Linked DNA regions of Homo sapiens: region 1 is linked to region 2. A link is an interaction called in ENCODE POLR2A ChIA-PET data of the cell type or tissue named here. Cell type or tissue: GM12878. All regions are shown on one strand. Each heading gives the region's core, and the rest is flanking DNA. Links, peaks and the distances in the headings are about the cores only.

Evidence for each region. ChIA-PET counts read pairs that join two places held together with the same protein. Peaks named below come from ENCODE experiments on the same cell type or tissue, not always from the same donor. Only the 100,000 strongest peaks of a DNase experiment are listed, where the experiment ranks them.
Region 1: POLR2A ChIA-PET joins it to region 2 with 7 read pairs; 3 of 35 experiments call an interaction of 5 or more read pairs at or near these places.

The regions. Positions count from the first base shown.
Region 1 is chr6:110,639,428-110,647,315 of GRCh38, reverse strand. All of the region lies in intron 4 of CDK19 (cyclin dependent kinase 19), which reads left to right. It also overlaps the pseudogene LOC100129155. Among named protein-coding and RNA genes, the nearest start is that of SLC22A16, 170 kb to the right of the region's middle. RefSeq lists an enhancer at 1-742. In GM12878, for the core only: no CTCF peak of the experiment used is centred there; no DNase peak of the experiment used is centred there.
Region 2 is chr6:110,941,637-110,949,524 of GRCh38, reverse strand. No RefSeq gene overlaps it. Among named protein-coding and RNA genes, the nearest start is that of GTF3C6, 13 kb to the left of the region's middle. RefSeq lists an enhancer at 4,459-4,678. In GM12878, for the core only: no CTCF peak of the experiment used is centred there; a DNase peak (open chromatin) is centred at 4,694; H3K4me3 peaks cover 504 bases; H3K27ac peaks cover 573 bases.

The sequences.
Region 1 (7,888 bases), core at 2,075-6,074, 300 kb after region 2:
ACACATCATGGCTTTCTGTTCCATTGTTGGGGGATTTTGGTGAAGTCGCTGGTCTCTTGCTGCATAGACAAGGCTGGGGTGCAAGGAGAGAGACACCGTCGCATGCTTCGAGGTTACTGGCCGGCCGGACCCCAGCTGGACGGTGCGCTACCTCGTACCACCACCAGGAGGCGGTTGTTCCCTCTGGCTTTTCCTTTGGGGGTGATAGAGGGGAGTGCAGGGGTCGGGAGGCAGGAGGGTGTAGACAGCGCAGAAATAGTGTCGGGTCGTGGTGGGTGAAGCAAGATCGCGAAGGCCTGGGGCATAGGTGGAGACCCTCCTCTGTCTCTGTGGGGAGTCCTTGCAGCCACGAGGATTTCAGGATCCTGGGTTCCCTCCACAAAAGACTGGAGGCGGGCGGTCACGCGGCCCGAGGCAGCAATTACAGCAGTGGGAGATTTTCCTTCTCTCACCTGCCGGGGAGCCCCTTCCTCCCACTTGGGAGGACCAGGAAACACTGCTGCCTTCCAAGGTTTGCCCGCCACCCCACGATGAGTCAGACGCCAGAACTCAACCGTGCGCAGTGGAACAGGGGAGGCAGCCGAGGTGGGTTAACTGCATCGATAGGGATGATGAACGAGATTCCAGAAATTCCCAGAGAGACATATAGCAAAGCCAAAGGGAAAAGGGAGTAGTAAAACTAACTTTGTCTTTTCCGAATCCCCCCTCCCCGCCCCCTCCGCCGTTGGCCCGGTTGACCCCCTGCAGGTGGCCGTACTCAGCACGACTTAAGCACCTGTTGCAGGTGGAGGCGCACGTCGGTTTCCCAGGGCACCACGCTGGCACAGAACGAGCTGGGCTCCGCCTTCTGGGCCTCAGGGATGAGGCGGTGCATGGGGTAGCTGCGGCGCGGGAAGGCCATGTCGCCGCCCGCCAGCAGCCCCATGGGCAGAAGTCGTTGGCGCTGTCGCCCACATGGAAGAGGCACTCGAAGTGCATGCCGTCGTGGGCCCGTTCGCGCAGGTAGTCGCTGAGCACCTTGTGCTTGCACATGTTGGCGGGGCAGCACACGCAACTATGTGTGTGGAACGGCCACAGAGCCAGCAGCTCCTGCGCGTCGGACCCCGACGAGTTGCTGAGGATGCGGAGGAACAGGCTCTGGTGGCCGGTGGCGCGCTGCGTGCTCTCCATGCCGAAGGTGTTAGCATCAGAGATGAGAATCACCTCGAAGGAGGTGCCTTGCTTAGCCACAAACTGCAGCAGGTCGCCCATGCCTGGCAACAAAGGGATAGCTTCGTAGATGGCACGCAGGTCCCGCGACCGCACACCCTGCTTGCCCAGATACTTGAAGACGCGCTGCATGTGCTCGTTGTAGAAGCCCTCGCGGTCGGTGGCTCGCAGGCTCTCCTGCACCTGCTGTCCCGGCACAGTTCGCAGGACTGAGTCGCCGCTGTTTTCGTCTACGATAGTCTCTTCGAAATCGAAGGTCAGGAGGAAGCGCGGCGCGTCGTGCGCGGCCATCCCTCCGTCTCTAGATAGGCACCAGAGGCCAGAAACTGGAAAACAGCCGCTCATTGTCCATGCATTACCGTGGACACCACCTGTAGGGACTCTGTTGGCCTCCAGCCGTCGTCAAGAGTTCGGAAATTGGAGGGGACAAAGTGTCTTATCCACCCCTGGATTTCTGGGCTCCGGCTCGTGAGTCCCTGTAGTCCCGAGGGACCGAGGATGATGTGCATCTGAACGGTCCCCTCCACTTGCCCACCCATCCTACCCTTTATCTTTCTACTTCTACTTTCTTTTGGTTTATTCTGTTGACCTTTTCTCTTTCTCTATTTTTTAAACTTATTGAGCACATAACTCATTATTCTCAGCCTTTTTCTCTTCCTAACATATTTAAGGCTATACATTTTCCTTGTAAGTACTGTATTAGATGTCTTCCACAAAGTTTTTGTAGATAGTATTTTCATTATTTCAATTCTGAATATTTTAAACTTTTATGGTTTCTCCTTTTACTCTGAGTAATTTAGAAATATTTAAAAATTTTCAAATATGTAGAGTTTTAATTGTATTGTGGTTAGAGAACATAGTCTGTTTGATAAAAAATTTCTTGAAATTTCTTGAGACCTGCTAGTATATGATCAGTATTTGTAAATGTTCCATGTGTGCTTGAGAAAAATGTGTACTCTCTAATTACTGGATAGAAAGTTGTGTATATGCTCTCTAGATCATCCTAGTTAATTGTATCCTTTGGATAGTCTATATTTTACTAATCTTTTGTCTGTTTGACATATGAATAATTGAGGAAAGTATGTTATCATTGGCCTTTTTACTCCCTGAAGTTATATTTATTTTGCTTCATATATATATTTTTCAAGTACATAACAGGTTTAGGATTATTGCCTCTTCCTGGTGAATTGAACTTTGTATCATTATATAGTGATCATCTCTACCCCTAATTTGTTTTGAAATTTTTTAATTTTTACAGACACATAGTAGATTCCTGTCCTTTATCTTCCCCCCTGCCTCCCCTCCCCCTGGCCCCCTTCACCTCCTCTGTAGTTCTAAAACACCAGAGGAAGGAGGGACTTGGGTTTCGCTGGTTCTGCTTAAAAACATCATGGCTTTCTGTTCCATGGTCGGGGGCAAGAAGTGTGCCGAGGTTCCAGCCTGCGAGGGACTGGGTGTATAGTAGATGTGTATATTTATGGGTTACATGAGATATTTTGATAAAGGCATGCAATGTGTAATAATCACAAGAGGGTAAATGGGGTATCCATCACCTCAAGCATTTATCCTTTGTGTTACAAACAATCCAATTATACTCTTTTAGTTATTTTTAAAAGTACAATTAAATTAGTATTGACTGTAGTCACCCTGTTGTGCTATCAAATACTACTTCTTATTTATTCTTTCTATTTTTTGTGCCCATTACAGCCCCACTTCCTCCTCTCTCCTGCCCCTACTACCCTTCCCCGCCTCTGGTAACCATATTTCTACTCTCTATCTCCATAAAGTCAATTTTTTTAATTTTTTTTTTTTTTTGAGATGAAGTCTCGCTCTGTCACCCAGGCTGGAATGCAGTGGCCTCATCTTGGCTCACTGCAACCTCCGCCTCTGGGGTTAAAGCAATTCTCCTGCCTCAGCCTCCCAAGTAGCTAGGACTACAGGCACGGGCCATCATGCCCGGCTAATTTTTGTATTTTCAGTAGAGACAGGGTTTCACCATGTTGGCCAGGCTGGTCTCAAACTCCTGACCTTGTGATCTGCCCGCCTTGGCCTCCCAAAGTGCTGGGATTACAGGTATGAGCCACTGCGCCTGGCCAATTGTTTTAATTTTTAAAAGTTTAATTTTTAATAATGTTTAATTAAATTAAATTAACTTAATTTTTAATTAATTTAATTAAAATTTTAAATTTTAATAGTGAGATGGGGTCTCACTATGTTGCCCAGGCTGGTCTTGAAATCCTGGGTTCAGGTGATCCTTCTGCCACAGCTTTGCAAAGTGCTGGGATCACTGTCCTGTCTTGGCTTTGCCTATAGAGTAAATTCCAATTTCTTTAATGCGGTATTTTATTCCCAAGATAGTTTTCCAGTTGCATTTCTACACCAAACATTCACTGCTCTTGTCACATCAAAATATATATAAACTCTCAACATGCCATGTCTGTGTTTTTATGTGACTGTGTCCTTACCTGTAGGGTTCCATGAGCCTGAAAACTTTTTTGTTGTTGTTGTTGTTTATGCTTATCAAAATCTTAGTTATCCTTAGCTATAACCCCAAAATCTTAGTATCCCTTTTTTATTTATTGAGCCACTTCATCCAGCCAATTGTTTTAATTTTTAGCTCCCACAAATAAGTGAGAACATACGAAGTTTGTCTTTCTATGCCTGGTTTATTTAATTTAATGTGATGATCTCCAGTTCTATCCTAATAATGTTTTTGTGTTAAAAGCTATTTTATCTGATGTTACCATAGTTGACTCAGCTTTCCTTTGGCAGTTTGCCTTTTACTTTCAGCTTTTATGGTTCTTACCTTTAGGTGGACCTCTTTTAAATAGCATGGATTTTGTTTTTAATCCACTATGGAAATACCTGTGTCTTTTAGCTGGAAAATGTATTGTTTTACTCGTCAGGCCTAAGTTGGTAAGTGTTTCCTCCAGAAGGGGTTTGCTTTGGCTTCTACTGGTAGCATCTAGGTTTCCTTTAGTGCCCTTGAAGGTCTTAGTGATTGTGGGGTAGCAGGCTCAGCTTCCTTACCTTGCTGGTGGCCCAAGGCTCAGTGTCCTTGCTGAAGTGCATTATTGGCAGCTGCTCTCAGGCCTACCTTGCCTTTCCTTAACTCTCCAGCCATAAGGATACCTTATTTGGAGTGAGGGTAAAGTTTGTTATCTCTTGTGCAATCTGGGATGCTTCAAGGAATATTTCCTTTCTTTTTCCTTTTTCTCTCTTTTCCCTCTCCTCTGCTGTCTCTCTCCCTCTTCCCCCTTTCCTTCTCCCTTCTCCTCTACTCTCCTTTCCCCTTCCTGACTCCTCCCCTCCCCTCCCCTCCTATCAAAGACAGGGTTTCTCCCAGCCTGGCCTTGAACACCTGGGCTCAGGCAATCCTCCCACCTCAGCCTCTGGAGTAACTGGGATTACAGGTGTGGACCACCGTGCCTGGTTTGTTTCTTATATAGCATATAGCTGTTCTGTTAAGGGGAGGGTCCCTCAGAGCACTTAGTCAGCCATAATAGCAGATTTGACAATCTCTTGTATTCTCTTTTTGTTTTCTTTTCCATGGTACTTATCAGTATATGATATGTTGTATACTTATTTATTTATTGCCTTTCTCTTCTCACTAGACTGTAAGCTCCACGAGGGCAAGGATTTTTCCTGTTTTTGTTTTCTGCTGCTTCTGTAGCATCTAAATCACTGCCTGTTACTTAGTTTGTGATCAAACAATATTTGTTGAATGAATGAGGGTTGAGAAGATAGTGTGAAAAGGCAATGCCAAGTCTTGAACCCTTTTTTTTTTTTTTTTTTTTTGAAACAGAGTCTCACTCTGTCGCCTAGGCTGGAGTGCGGTGGCACAGTCTGAGCTCACTGCAACCTCCGCTTTCCCGCTTTCCGGGTTCAAGCGATTCTCCTGCCTCAGCCTCCTGAGTAGCTGAGATTACAGGTGCACACCACCACGCCCAGCTAATTTTTGTATTTTTAGTAGAGACGGGGTTTCACCATGTTGGTCAGGCTGGTCTCGAACTCCTGACCTCGTGATCCACCCGCCTCGGTCTCCCAAAGTGCTGGGATTACAGGCGTGAGCCACCACGCCCAGCCTCCAATTTCCTTAATCTGGTATTTTATTCCCAAAGTTGTTTTCCAGTTGCATTTCTACACCAAACATTCACTGCTCTTGTCACATCAAAATATGTCTAGGCTGTCAATATGCCATGTCTGTGTTTTTATGTCCTTACCTGTAGGGTTCCATGAGCCTGAAAACTCTTCATTTTTGTTGTTTATGCTTATCCAAATCTTAGTTATCCTCACTTAAAGTCATCCAGAGTCATCTTCCTAAAGACTATTCTGATGTTCAATGAGAAGAATCATTCATTCCATGCAATTTTTCTTTCTATATTGATAGTTTTCATAATCTGCCCTCTGCCTTGTCCCTCCTTCCTTCCTTCCTTCCTTCCTTCCTTCCTTCCTTCCTTTCTTTCCCTTTCCTCCTTTCCTCTCCTTTCTTTTTCTTTTTTTTTTTTTTTTTTGATGGAGTCTCACTCTGTTGCCCAGGCTAGAGTACAGTGGCACGATCTCAGCTCACTGCAACATTCACCTCCTGGGTTCAAGCGATTCCTGCCTCAGCCTCCCAAGTAGCTGGGACTACAGGTGCCTGCCACCATGCCTGGCTAATTTTTGTATTTTTAGTAGAGATGGGGTTTCACCATGTTGACCAGGCCGGTCTTGAACTCCTGACCTCAGGTGATCCACGTACCTCGGCCTTCCAAAGTTCCTGGGATTACAGGTGTCAGCCACTGCACCCAGCCTCTTCCTTGTAGTCTTAAAAGCTGTCTGTCTTTTCCTCCTGGATTTAAGCTCCTTAAAGTCAAGATCTTCATGTTTTATTTCCTGTTGTTTCCTAAAGGCCTGAAGTACAACACTTTTTACATAATGGACCTTTGATAAATAGTTTTTTTTTTCTAGTATGGTGAACCAATCTCATCTCATATGGTGAACCAATCTTTTTCTTTTTCTTTCTAGTATGGTGAACCAATCTCATTTCAGGTATCACACTCTGGTGATAATAACTTTCAAATCCAAATCTTCCTCTTCTCACTCCTCTGGCTAGTATGACTTAGGCATTTCACATTTCTCAAACTCTTTCATTTTATTTAATATTTTTTGAGACGGGGTCTCACTCTGTTGCCCAGGCTTGAGTGCAATGGCACGCTCACAGCTCACTCTAGCCTCGACCTCCTGGGCTCAAGCAGTCCTCTCACCTCAGCCTCCCAAGTAGCTGGGACCACAGGCATGTGCCACCATGCCTGGATAATTTTTTTTAATTTATGTTTTATAGAGACAGGGTCTCTTCAGGTTGCTTAGGCTGGTCTCAAACTCCTGGGCTTAAACGATCCTCCTGCTTCGACTTCCCAAAGTGCTGGGATTACAGGTTTGAGCCACCACGCCTAACCATTTTTCAAACTCAATATGTTGTCGCCTTCTCTTTATTGTTCCTTATTTTTAAACCATTACCTCTTATAACTTTTCTGTGTCCATGAAAGGCACCATTATTCTTCCAGTCACATAAACTTAAAACCTTGGTAAAATCTTTACCACCCTTTTTCTTAATCTTTTAGCTTAAGCCAGTCACAAAGTCCTGTTAATTTTCTCCTCTAAAATGCTTCTCAGCTCCATACCTCCCTTGCCATTTCTGCTGACAAGACATTGGACAGAGCTCTTACCACCTCACATCCAATTCCACTCCCTCATCCTCTCCTGTAAACTCACTGACTGTAATATAACGGTCTGATTACTTCACTTGGCATTTAAGACTATCCAGAGTCTAGGTTCATCCTACTACCCTCAACATGAGCCCTTTTCAGATTTTTTTTTTTTTTTTTTTTTTTTTGTGACAGGGTCTTGCTCTGTCACCCAGCCTGGAGTGCAGTGGCATAATCATGGCTCACAGTAGTACCCTGGTAGCCTCAATCTGCTAGACTCAAGCAATCCTTCCGCCTCAGCCTCCTGAGTAGCAGGGACTCCAGGTGCATGCCACCACACTAGGCTATTTTAAAAAATTATTTGTAGAAACAGAATCTTACTATTTTGTGTTTTGCCCAGGCTGGCCTTGAACTCCTAGACTCAGGTGAGTCTCCCGCCTCGGTCTCCCAAAGTCCTAGGATAACAGGTGTGAGCCACTGCACCTGGCCCAAGTCAGACTTCTGCGTCTTATGCATACCTGGTCATATCCTTTTTCCACTTCCTATGGTGTCCTTGCCCTTCCTCTACTCTGCCATGATGGTTCCTGTTCATTTTCATATCCGTCTAATGGACACCATTCCCACTTCCATCCCCAGTGAGCATTTCCCTTAACAGTGGAATCTTTAATTCATCACTTCCTCCTTTGAATTTGTTTTTTAAGTGCTTTTTGTTTTCATTGAAACATTTTTAACAATCAGCAAATTGAAAGGGATCTTTAAAGTAATCCAGTTTAATCTTGAACACAAAACCTCAGTCTTCTCTATAACTCATACATAGCACTAGCTTCTAATATTATACAATCCTTCTTAGTTTTCTTTCTACTTATGTAGTAAGCGTCTGGAGGTTAGGAACTTGGTTTTTACTGTGCTTTTGTTTTCCCTCTTAAAGATTGGCATGGTTCTTTATCCTTAGAAGATACAAAAAATGCATTCGTTGATTGAATAAATGAATC
Region 2 (7,888 bases), core at 2,666-6,665:
CCTCACTTTGTCTTAAAAATCAACATTTTACACTTACGTAGTAGTTTATATTCCATTTAAGGACAATACGAGCTTTTAAAAATGTATCTTATTCTGTTTTAGATTGAAAACTAAATGTTAATCGACTGGTTCTCAAACTTCAGCTGTATCAGAATCAGCTGGAGGGCTAATTAAAATGCAGACTGCTCAAGCCCCACCCCCAGAGTTTCTGATTCAGCAGGTTTGATATAGGAGAGGACAGAAAATATGCCTTTTTTTTTTTTTTTTTTGAGACAGGGTCTCACTCTGTCACCCAGGCTGGAGTGCAGTGGTGCGATCTCTACTCACTGCAACCTCCATTCCCTGGGTTCAAGTGATCCTCCCACCTCAGCCTCCTGAGTAGCCATGCATCACCATGCCTGGCTATTTTTTTTGTATTTTTAGTAGAGACATGTTGCCCAGGCTTGTCTCCTGAGCCCAAGCAATCCGCCGGCGTCAACCTCCCAAAGTGCTGGGATTACAGGCGTGAGCCACTGCGCTCGGCCGAACATACGCCTTTCTAACAAGGTCTCAGGTGATTCTGATGCCCTGGTCTAAGGAACACGCTTTGAGAACCACTGTGCTAGATGACAGTAGACGTCAACACCACCTGCCAACAATCAGATTCAATTAAATATTGAGAACACACTAAGTAAAGTATTCCAGTTTGCTAGAAAGTAATGTAGTGTTAGAAATAAGACTGGAATTACCGTCTTTGAAGGCCTTGAATTCAAAAGAAAGCACTTGGCTGGCGTGGTGGTTCACGTCTGTAATCCCAGCACTTTGGGAGGTTGTGGCAGCGGATCACCTGAGGTCAGGAGTTCTAGACCAGCCTTGACCAACATGGTGAAACCCTGTCTCTACTAAAAATACAAAATTAGCTGGGCGGGGTGGTGCATACCTGTAATCCCAGCTATTTGGGAAGCTGAGGCAGGAGAATCGCTTGAATCTGGGAGGCGGAGGTTGCAGTGAGTGCAGGTTTTGTTTTTTTTTTTTCTTTTTTTTTCTGAGACAGAGTTTTGCTCTGTCACCCAGGCTGGAGTGCAATGGCATGATCTCAGCTCACTGCAACCTCCTCCCCCTCCCAGGTTCAAGCAATTCTCCTGCCTCAGCCTCCCGAGTAGCTGGGAGTACAGGCCCTGCCACCATGCCCGGCTAATCTTTGTATTTTTAGTAGAGATGGGGTTTCACCATGTTGGCCAGGCTGGTCTTGAACTCCTGACCTCAAGTGATCCACCCGCCTCAGTCTCCCAAAGTGCTGGGATAACAGGTATGAGCCACTGCACCCATCCCATTCCTTTTATGTTAAAGCAAAAATAGATGGAGAAGATTGCAAAATCTGCATAACTTTTTTTTTTTTTTCTTTCTTGAGACAGTGTCTCACTCTGTCACCCAGGCTGGAGGGCAGTGGCACTATCTCGGCTCACTACAACCTCTGCCTCCCGGGTTCAAGTGATTCTCCTGCCTCAGCCTATCGAGTAGCTGGGACTACAGGCGCCCACCACACCCAGCTATTTTTAGTGGAGATGGGGTTTCACCATGTTGGCCAGGCTGGTCTCGAACTCCTGACCTCAGGTTATCCACTCACCTCAGCCTCCTAAAGTGCTGGGATTATAGGCATGAGCCACTGCACCTGGCCAAATATAATTTTTTTTTAAAGTTCCAGTTCCAGAGTCATCTTTATTTAAAAAAAAAAAAAAAGTTGAAGCTTTTCCTAAAGCATGGTCCTAAGGTTCAGATAGGTGGGTTCTTTAAGGGAAGGGGTAGGAGGTCGTGGTAGAAAGGAAATATAAGGCTGGGCTTGGTGGCCCACGCCTGTAATCACAGCCCTTTGGGAGGCCAAAGTGGAAGAATCACTTGAGCCCAGGAGTTCAAAACCAGCCTGGGTAGCATAGTCCCGATCTCTACAAAAAATTAAAAAAATAGCTGGATGTGGTGGCACACACCTGTGGTCCCATCTACTTGGAAGGGTGAAGCAGGAGGATCATTAAAGCCTGGGACATTGAGGCTGCAGTGAGCTGTGATGGCACCCACGCACTCCAGCCTAGGTGACAGAGCAAGACCCTGTCTCCAAAAAAAGAGAAAAAAGAAAAAAATATATATCAATATGGAAAAACAAATTTGGACATTTAAATATTGACTTAAGGCCGAGTGCGGTGGCTCACGCCTGTAATCCCAGCACTTTGGGAGGCCCAGGCAGACAGATCATCTGAGGTCAGGAGTTCAAGACCAGGCTGGCCAACATGGCGAAACCCTGTCTCTACTAAAAATACAAAAATTAGCTGGGTGTGGTGGCGAGTACCTGTAATCCCAGCTACTTGGGAGGCTGAGGCAGGCGAATGGCTTGAACCTGGGAGGCAGAGTTTGCAGTGAGCCGAGATTTGCGCCTCTGCACTCCAGCATGGGCAACAGAGCAAGACTCTAAATACATGAACAAATAAATAAAAGTAAATAAATATTATTGACCTAAAAGCAAAAGTTTAGAGGTGTTCCAAAATTTAACTTAATGTGATAACCAAAGGTGGCCGATCGATGGCCTTGAGGGAAACCATAAGCATTTGAGGACTGTCAGTGGAAGGGTAATTTGGCAGCTGTGGGTCTAGGGCAGCTTGACTCAGGAAACTTTTCTGTGGTCCAGGTACGGGGAGATGAGACCCTGGATGAGGGCAGTGACTGAGGAAGATAAAGGGAAAGATCAGAGACATTCCACTTATAAATCATAAGACTTGGGTGACTGCCTAAATGAGGAGGAAAAAAATCTCCAGTTATGAGCCTGAGAGTCAGTTCAGAAATATGGTACTGGCAACATGAGGTAGCTTGCCCCAGTTGCTCTGTCCAAACAGATAAAAGGATGATTAACCAGACCAGTGGTTCTCAAGTGTGGTCCCCAGATCAGTGTAGTCAGCATTACCTGGGATTTTGTTAGAAATGCAAATTCGCAGGCTATACCCCAGATGACTAAATCAGAAATGCTGGGAAGGGGTCCTACAACTTGTGATTTAAGCTCTCCAGATGATTCTGATGCATATTATTATTATTACTTTGAGTCAGGGTCTTGCTCTGACACCAAGGCTGGTGTGCAGTGGTGTGATCACAGCTTACTGCAGCCTTGACCTCCTGTGTTCAAGTGATCCTTCCACCTCAGCCTCTTGAGTAGCTGGAACTACAGGCACACATCACCATGCCCAGCTAGTTTTTGCATTTTTAGTAGAGATGGGTTTCGCCATGTTGGCCAGGTTCTGATGCACATTTAATTTTGAAAACTGAACTAAGCCAGTCAAATTTTTTTCTTTTTTCTTTTTTTTTTTAGATGGAGTCTCTCTCACTCTGTCATCCAGGCTGGAGTACAGTGGTATGATCTTGGCTCACTGCAACCTCCACCTCCCAGATTCAAGTGATTCTTCTGCCTCAGCCTCTCGAGTAGTTGGGATTACAGGCACACACCACTACGCCTGGCTAATTTTTTTTTGTATTTTTAGTAGAGACGGGGTTTCACCATGTTGGCCAGGCTGGTCTCAAACGCTGACCTCAAGTGATCTGCCCGCCTTGACCTCCCAAAGTGCTGGGATTACAGGCGTAAGCCACCAAGCCCAGTCATATATATATATTTTTTCAGATGGAGTTTCGCTCTGTTTGCCCAGGCTGCAGTGCAATGGCGCGATCTCGGCTCACTGCAATCTCCACCTCCCGGGTTCAAGCAATTCTCCTGCCTCGGCCACCCAAGTAGCTGGGATTACAGGCATGCACCACCACTCCCGGCTCATTTTGTATTTTTAGTAGAGACAGGGTTTCTCCATGTTGGCCAGGCTGGTCTCGAACTCCTGACCTCAGGTGATCCGCCCACCTCGGCCTCCCAAAGTGTTGGGATTACAGGCATGAGACACCGCGCCCGGCGTTTTTTTTTTTTTTTTTTTCTTTCAGGAATTTGGGCTGGGCATGGTGGCTCATGCCTGTGATCCCAGAGCTTTGGGAAGCCGAGGCAGGAGGATTGCTTGAGCCCACCAGTTCAAGACCAGCCTGGGCAACATAGTGAGACACTGTATCTACAAAAAATTAAAAAATTAGCCAGGCGGCTGGACAAGGTGGCTCACGCCTGTAATTCTAGCACTTTGGGAGGCCAAGGTGGGCAGATCACCTGAGATCGAGAGTTCAAGACCAGCCTGACCAACATGGAGAAACCCTGTCTCTACTAAAAATACAAAATTAGCTGGGCGTGGTGGCGCATGCCTGTAATCCCAGCTACTTGGGAGGCTGAGGCAGGAGAATCACTTGAACCCGGGATGCAGAAGTTGCGGTGAGCCAAGATCATGCCGTTGCACTCCAGCCTGGGTAACAAGAGTGAAACTCCATCTCAAAGAAAAAAAAAAAAATTAGCCAGGCATGGTGGCACAGCTATAGTCCCAGCTACTCAGTAGGCTGAAGTGGGAGGACTGCTTAAGCCTGGGGTGCCAAGGATGCAGTGAGCTGTGATCACGCCACTGTACTCCAGCCTGGGTGACAGAGTGAGACTCTGTCAAAAAAAAAAAAAGAAAAAAAGAGAAAAAGAATTTGAAGTTGATTATACAGAGAATCAGTCTGTTGAATGTGGGGAGAGAAGCTAAAAGTGGTTATAAGTGGTTATAGAGAGACATGATATGAGTAAACTGGCATTATGACTAAGCAGAAGCTATGACTAAATGAGGTAGTTGGCTGGTAGTCATAGAGACAGAGAGAAATGGTGATACACACCCTCAGGTTTGGGGAGTACTGCATGACTCCTGCCACTGAGAGTGACACTTAACTCCATCTGTAGGTGTGCATAGAATTTGTTGTCCACTTCCATGTTCATTTTAGTTCCCAACTGCAGTCTAACCACTTGACTGTTCTTAAGTTCCTATGATATTCTCATCTTTCTTGTCATGTGTATCCTCAAAATAGACTTCCTCCCAGCTACTCAGAAGGCTGAGACGGGAGGATCACTTGAGCTCAGGAGTTTGAGACCAGCCTGGGCAAGATAGCAAGACCCCCATCTCTTTATAAAATATGTGTATAGAGAGACTTCCTACTACTTGAGATGGCAGGAGTAAATCTGCGTTCCTAAAACTTGAAAAGTTGATACAGGTTAAGCAACCCTAATCCAAAAATCTAAAATCCAGAATTCTCCAAAATCCAAAGCTTTTTTTTTTTTTTTTTTTTGAGGTGGAGATTCGCTCTTGTTGCCCAAGCTGGAGTGCAATGGCGTGATCTCGGCTCACTGCAACCTCTGCCTCCCTGGTTCAAGTGATTCTTCTGCTTCAGCCTACCAAGTAGCTGGGAGTATAGGCATGTGCCACCACACCCAGCTAATTTTGTATTTTTAGTAAAGATGGGGTTTCTCCATGTTGGTCAGGCTGGTCTCCTGTCCTCAGGTGATCTGCCCATCTCGGCCTCCCAAAGTGCTGGGATTACAGGTGTGAGCCACCATGCCCGGCCCAAAATCCAAAACTTTTTGAGTGCCAATGTGATGCCTCAAGGGAAAACTCCACACCTGACCTCATGTGATGGGTCAAAGTCAAAACTTTGTTTCAGGCTGGGCACAGTGGCTCATGCCTGTAGTTGCAGCACTTTGGAAGGTCAAGGCAGGTGGATCACTTGAGGCCAGGAGTTCCAGACCAGCCTGGCGAACATGGCGAAAACCCATCTCTACTAAAAATACAAAAATTAGCTGGGCATGGTGGCACACACCTGTAATCCCAGCTACTTAGGAGGCTGAGGCATGAGAATCGCCTGAACCTGGGAGGCAGAGGTTGCAGTGAGCCAAGACTGCCCCACTGCACTCCAGCCTGGGTGACAGAGTGAGACTCTGTCTCAAAAAACAAGAACAACAAAAAGAACTAAATAAATGGGAAAGCATCCCATGTTCCTTGATTGGAATGCTTAAAAATTTTTTTGTTTGTTTGTTTCAGAGGAGGGGAAGGAGAAAAAAAAGAAAGAAAGAAAAAAACTTTACTTCAACCAGCACATGGTTTATGCTTGTTATCCCAGTGCTTTGGGAGTCTGTTGCACGAGGATCACTTCAGCCCAGGGGTTCAAGACCAGCCTGGGCAACATAGCAAGATCCCATCTCAATTTAAAAAGAAAAAGAAAACTTTATTTCATGCACAGTTATTTAAAATATTATATAAAATTACCTTCAAGCTATGTGTATAAACTGTATATGAAACATAAATGAATATTGTGTTTAGACTTGGGTCTCATCCCCAAGATATCTCATTATACATATGCAAGTATTTCAAACTCTGAAAAAAACAGAAATCTGGAACACTTCTTTTTTTGAGACAGGATCTTGCTCTGTCACCCAGGCTGGAGTGCAGTGGCATAATCTCAGCTCACCGCAACCTCCACCTCCCACATTCAAGCAATTCTCCTGCCTCAGCCTCCCGAGTAGTTGGGACCACAGGTGCACACTACCACCCCCAGCTAATTTTTGTATTTTTAGTAGAGATGGGGTTTCACCATGTTGGCCAGGCTGGTCTCGAATTCCTGAGCTCAAGGGATCCACCCCCCTTGGCCTCCCAAAATGTTGGGATTAGAGGCGTGAGCTACTGCACCCGGCCAGAAATCTGAAACACTTCTGATCCCAAGCATTTCATATAAGGGATACTTAACCTGTATAGCTTCAAAGTAGATTGAGCAAAAGTTTAAATTAATAAAAACAATTACTTTAAAAATTATGGGCTTAGGCCGGGAGTGGTGGGTCACGCCTGTAATCCCAGCACTTTGAGAGGCCGAGGTGGGTGGATCACGAGGTCGGGAATTCGAGACCAGCCCGACCAACATGGTGAAACCCCATCTCTACTAAAAATACAAAAATTAGTTGGGCGTAGTGGTGCACCTGTAATCCCAGCTACTCGGGAGGCTGAGACAGGAGAATTGCTTGAACCCGGGAGGAAGAGGTTGCAGTGAGCCGAGATCGCGCCATTGTACTCCAGCCTGGGCGACAAAGCAAGACTCCATCTCAAAAAAGAAAAAAAAAATCATGGGCTTGGCTGGGCATGATGGCTCACGTCTATAATCCCAGCACTATGGGAGCGAGGTAGGTGGATCACTTGAGGACAGAAGTTTGAGACCAGGCTGGCCAACATGGTGAAACCCCATCTGTACTAAAAATACAAAAATTAGCTGGGTGTGGTGGTGCGCACCTGTAGTCCCAGCTACTCAAGAGGCTGAGGCAGGAGAATCGCTTGAACCCAGGAGGTGGAGGTTGCAGTGAGCTGAGACCACACCACTGCACTGCAACCTGGGCAAGAGAGTGAGACTCCATCTCAAGGACAAAAAAAAAAAAAAAAAAAATATATATATATATATATATATATATATATAGAGAGAGAGAGAGAGAGAGAGAGAGAGACAGAGAGAGAGAGAGAGAGACAGAGAGAGAGAGAGAGAAAGAAAGAGAAAGAGAGATGGCCAGGCAAGGTGGCTCACACCTGTAATCCCAGTACTTTGAGATGCAGAAGTGAGCAGACTGCTTGAGCTCAGGAGTTTAAGACCAGCCTGGTCAACATGGTAAAACCCTGTCTCTACAAAAAAATATATAAGAATTAGCTGGGCATGGTGGTGCAGGCTTGTAGTCCCAGCTACTCAGGAGGCTGAGGCAGGAGGATCACTTAAGCCTGGGAGGTGGGAGGCTGCAGTGAGCCAAGATGGTGCCACTACACTCCAGACTAGGTGACAGAGTGAGATCCTGTCTTTAAAAAAAAAAAATTACAGGTACTTTTTAGTTCTTTTTTAAAATAAAGTTTACAATCTTAACCAACTTTAAGTGCACAGTTCATTAATGTCACATGTATCCACGTTGTGCAACTGGTCTCCAGAACTACTTCATCTTGCAAATACTTTTTTTTTTTAT